2 separate regions of the Mus musculus genome follow, and region 2 is linked to region 1. The links are chromatin loops, found by intact Hi-C in ENCODE. Cell type or tissue: gastrocnemius. All regions are shown on one strand.

Region 1 (2,500 bases):
GCTGCTAATACAGACGGCTTCTGTATAGGTGAGGGCCAGGTGGGTGCCTCCAACAAAGGCCACTCATGTCTCCTGTACATGGGCTATCAGCAGTCCCTGGCCCAATGCAATTCTGCTCTTTCGTCCCTAGAGGGCAGTGTGGGAAGTTTGTTCCTTAGGGACCAGGACACTGGAATTCTCTGCACCACAATTCAGCACTCAGTGGGGAAGGGTGAACTCCCACACACCTGCAATTAGATACTCCTTCTTTCCTCCAACGTCCAGCGAGACCCCGCACACTGCTGAAGAGGGGGCCGTGTAGATAAACTCGATGTCTTTGTCAGGTCCTTTGAACATCTGCAAAACACAGGAAGGCAGGTATAATAGAGATGTGGCTCCCACCCAGAGCATGATGGGAATAGGAACACATGGTTGCACCCAGGCATGCCCCCAACCCAGGACCCAGGTTGCACAGGCGTATCCCATGGATTCACAAGCCATCACTGCTTTGCGAAGGTGTTCAGAGTCGTCTGCTGAGGGCTGTGGGGACATCTTAGCGGGTAAGCACAGTCCTGTCATCTGTGGGAGACTTTCTCCAAGGACATTTCTGCATGAGGTCATTTTAGGACCTCTGGATAAGGTCTAGAGAGTCTTACTGGCCACGGAGGGCTCATCTTCATTCCCAGGAACTGTGTTAATTTATCTGCTGTGGACTTCCCATTTTCTTTTGATCTTCATACCCCCCAGCCCCCACCCCCACTTCTGGATTAAACCTAAGCCCAATAATTTACACCCCAGCCCTACTTCAGGATTCTTTTTACTTTGTAGCCAGTCCTGGTCTTGAATTCTCCATTCCCCTGCCTCAGCCAGGATGCTAGGCTTATAGGCTTGTACTGCAACACCCTGCTTATTTCCAGAGATTTTGGTCTTGAAGCACTGGCTACCAGGAAACAACGAAGGAGAGAAAGGAGCCCTTGGAACCAGAACAGAACCTCAGAGTCGGGAGAGGGCTTGATTTCTCAATGCCTTAATTACCCAGCTCTTTAGCTGCCCTGCTGAGGAAGACATTTCCCAGCAGCTAGCTGTGTGTGTGTGTGTGAGTGTGTACGTGTGTGTGGTGTGTGTGGCATATATGTGTGTGTGTGTTGTGTGTGTGGTTGTGTTGTGTATGTGGTTGTGTTGTGTGTGTGTGGTGTCTGTATTTGGTATGTGTGGTATATGTGTGCAGTCTGTGTGTGGTATATGTGTATGGTATGTGTGTGTATGGTGTGTGTGGTATGTGTGTGGTATGTGTGGTGTGTGTATGTGTGTGTATATGTGTGTGTGTGATGTGTATGGTGTGTATATGTGTATGTGGTGTATGTGTGGTATGTGTGTGTGTGTGTGGTGTCCCCACTTTTCCCATCTTACTCCTGTCCTTCCTAACACTGCAGAGAAAGGCTTTTCTTTTTGTCTCTTCCTCCCTTCCTTCATCCTTCCTTTGAGTTTTAAAGGTTTAGGTTATTTCTCTTTACAAGATGTGTTTGTCTGCATGTCTGCTGCCATGTGCATGATACCCTCAGAAGCCAGAAGAGGGCGCTGGATCCCCTCCAGCAGAAGTGCGGGTGGTTGTGAGCTGTAGGACATGGGTGATGGGCCTTGAACTCTGAAAGAGCAGCAAGTGCTCTTAACACCAACAGCCCAGTCTCCAGCCTCTCTCCTAGAGGACCCTGCAGGAAGAAGCTTGCAAGGTCTCCTTGGGCATCTCAAATGACGCCACTCCAAAAGGTCAGAGTCACTTCCTTGGCATTAAGCAATGAGGATATTATGAAAGGCTACCTGCTTCTCTGCCTCGTAAAGAGGCTTTGGTATCGAGTGGCTAGTCATCCCCTTGAGGTGACACAACCACTATGGTGTGGCAAAGCTGTCCCTAACACTGGAGGAGCCAGCTGTTTTCCTTTGAACTTCAAGGCAGTTGTTGCCATCAGCAGGCACCAGCACATCTCATTGCCAAGCTAGGATTTGAACTTGGGACTTCAGGTATGCTAGGCAAGCACTCTACCAATTGAGCCACAACCTCAGCCTCTCCTTCTCCCTCTCCCACTCCCTCTCCAATATGAATCTCTTCCTATTTGTCTCCAACATGGAAAAGACTCTGAAAACACTAGCAGACACCACCACAGTCACTATGGCTGCCGTGTGCAGTCTCTTTGACGACAGTGGTATATGTGCTGTGTGTGTGGTGTGTGTATGTGTGTGTATGTGTGTGTATATGGTGTCTCTGACTACAGTCCTGTTCACCCAATGGGATTCCTTCTCAGTAAGCGGCCCAGCACAGGGAGGAAAGCTACCCCTGAGCACACCCACCTGCCAGACTCACCCTTTTACAATAAGCTACACACCAGTGTATCACCCAACAAAATCAGGATAGCACGTTTCTGAAACTAGACAGATGTGGTGCTCTGAACAAAAATGGTCCCATAGTCTCGGGTATTTAAATGCTTGGTCCCCAGCTGGTGGAATTGTATGGGAAGGATTAAGG
Region 2 (2,500 bases), 76 kb after region 1:
AGGGAGTCTTGGAACTATTGGTGTCCAGGGCAGTGGGAATAGGGGCCTTGGAGCCTTCAAAGCTGGTGACATCCACCACACTGTAGCCTCCGCAGAGGATCAGTACTCTGTTCTCATAGCCAATTGTCGGATTGGAGTAGCTGGATGTGGTGAGGCCCAGTACAGGGAGCTCGTTAGAGGTACACGAGAAGCCATAGTTCCAGCAGCTCTGCATGGTGGGGAGGTAGGTGGCTGACCAGGAGATCTGCTTGTCCTTGAAGAGGAAGCTGGGGTGTTGTGGGGTTTGGAAGGACTGGTAGCTATTGTACCGGGCTACTGAGCCATAGCCATATGTATAGAGCTGATTGTATCGATTGTATTCATATCTTTGTGCCCTCCAGGTGGAGGCCATCACCAAGCTACTCCAGGTGGAAGAGGTGTAAAGGCGGGGCTTGTAGGTGTCCTCCGTGAGGTTCAGGCCTTTGTACTTGGCCAGCACTTCGACAGGCACTGTGTGGAACTCCAAGGCCTGCATGGTCTTCCTCTGGAACAGTGCCTGGTGATCTTGGTACAAGGACAGGTTGAACTGCAGCTCGAACAGCTCCTGGGGCAGCATCATGGGGAAGCGGACCTGTTCCACCAGGCGCTCTATATCCTCGTGTGAGGCAATGGTTTCTGTGCTCCACTGGTCCACTGCCTTCAGCAGATCCAGCTCACTAGACACAGCCAGCTCACTCTTGGGGAGGAGAGCCTGGATCAAGGTGGTGGGAACAGCCGACCAGGACTCAGACTGTGTCAGAGGCTCGAAGTTCCAGGCCAGAAACTGTACACACAGATCTTCCAGCATAGAGTCCCCGGTGGCCCGTGCGTACGCATAAAGGTCCAAGGGAGTATGGAAAGTGGGGTCTTGGGGGAGGAGGGTGGCAAAAAGCCGTCCACAGTAGTCCTGAAGCTCTGTGGCCCCATAGGCAGAGGCTAGCTTGTGCAAGCACTTAACAGAAGACATGCTGACCTCGATTCTTCGGGAGTAAAAGTACCTGAGGGAGGGAGGGAGGGAAGCCAGGTGTCTGGAGTCAGCCCTGCCACACAGCGGGTGTGCCTGGCCTACTGCCACCCTGGGCATTGATCATCTCAGTCTCACACCAACTGGCAAAAACCTAGGGATGTCAAGCAAATAACTGTTGACAAAGACACCCACAGCCACTTTCTTCCTCGTGTGTGAACACCCTCACCTGAGGGGTTCCACCATCTCCTGGTCTCCCTGCTGTCACTGTGAGCCTTGGTCAGCAGAGATCTGGGCATGGCTCCCCTGCTGGGTTCCTGTGGTAACCTCTCTCCCCAAGTATCTACCCCCAGTTAGGTGACAACGGTTCCTCGGTCACCTTATTTCTGCTTCCCTGTGGCTATGAGCCACGTGAGGGTCAGAGGCCACAGTGACATCCTCTCTCTTTGTGCACAAATGTTCAGACCGGTCTGAGGTTCCTGTCACTGACTTCACGGCACTCTGAAGGCTGGGATGGCAACTCTCTCCTCTGACCTGACCCACCCTACACAAGTGGCAATAGATCCTTTGTGAAATCACCTCATAGGGAAGGCACAGGATAATAGGATGCAGCCACCGACCTCCCACTGCTGCTGAAGGAGGAGCACCGGGAAGAAGGATTGGCACTAGCTTCTGATCCTCATCCCACTCTAAAGCGGTCCCTTGGATTCTGCTGGCAGCTCTGAGAGCCAAGGGAGGCTGAAATGAGCCACTCACAGCAAGTGCCTCTCTGTCCCCATGCCTCCCCATGCCTCGCTCATCCAAGTCTTAAGGTTCAGACATCAGGGTGGGTACTCAGTCCTGCTCATCCTCTACAAGTAAAAAACACTTGTCCAGAGTGGGAAAAGGCCCAAAGCTAGCAGCGAGAAGTGGCTTGAGGGACAGCTAGAGGGTGCATGCATTGACTGCAGAGGGAAGCTGAAGGGGTCTGGGGTAGGGGAAAGGGAGAGAGAGAAAGGGAGGGAAGGAGAGAGCACAGAGCCCAGACCTCAGGCCACAGCTAGGGACAGGGCACAGAGGTGTAGGAAGCTGGGGATGGCATCTGCCTCCCTCTCACTGTGTCTTAGACATCACCAGCAGGACACAGGATCCCTGCCTGCTTTGCACACTCGACTGCAAGTGAATGGTTTTAATCTGGGTTTAATTGCCAGTACTGTTCTCATAAATGTCACGTTCCATTATATAAAGCTCCAGGTCATAAGAGTGAAAGAGAATACTTTTAATAAATGTTCTGCTTTTAAATCATTGCTTTCAAAATGCAAGCCTGAGAAGTTCTGGGTTGGGGAATCTAAAACTTCTTACAACAGTGTGCGGTGATTTGGAGAAGATATTTAGAGTTGTATAGTGAAAAATGCATGCATTTGCATGCACTGAATGTGGGTGAGGGTGCGTGTGTGCAGTGATTTGGAGAGGATATTTAGAGTTGTATAGTGAAAAATGCATGCATTTGCATGCACTGAATGTGGGTGAGGGTGCGTG

Evidence for each region. Peaks named below come from ENCODE experiments on the same cell type or tissue, not always from the same donor. Only the 100,000 strongest peaks of a DNase experiment are listed, where the experiment ranks them.
Region 2: it touches region 1 in a loop (2.8-fold over the local background); 3 of 42 quality-filtered maps call a loop at or near these places.

Annotation. Positions count from the first base shown.
Region 1 is chr11:118,317,192-118,319,691 of GRCm38, forward strand. Timp2 (tissue inhibitor of metalloproteinase 2) reads right to left here. Exons shown (of 5, transcript NM_011594.3): 3 at 228-336. Among named protein-coding and RNA genes, the nearest start is that of Cep295nl, 24 kb to the right of the region's middle. In gastrocnemius, a CTCF peak has its summit at 1,541 (motif pointing right); DNase peaks (open chromatin) are centred at 128 and 1,569; H3K27ac peaks cover 325 bases.
Region 2 is chr11:118,393,107-118,395,606 of GRCm38, forward strand. Lgals3bp (lectin, galactoside-binding, soluble, 3 binding protein) reads right to left here. Exons shown (of 6, transcript NM_011150.3): 6 at 1-1,016. Among named protein-coding and RNA genes, the nearest start is that of Lgals3bp, 7.6 kb to the right of the region's middle. In gastrocnemius, no CTCF peak of the experiment used is centred here; a DNase peak (open chromatin) is centred at 1,089.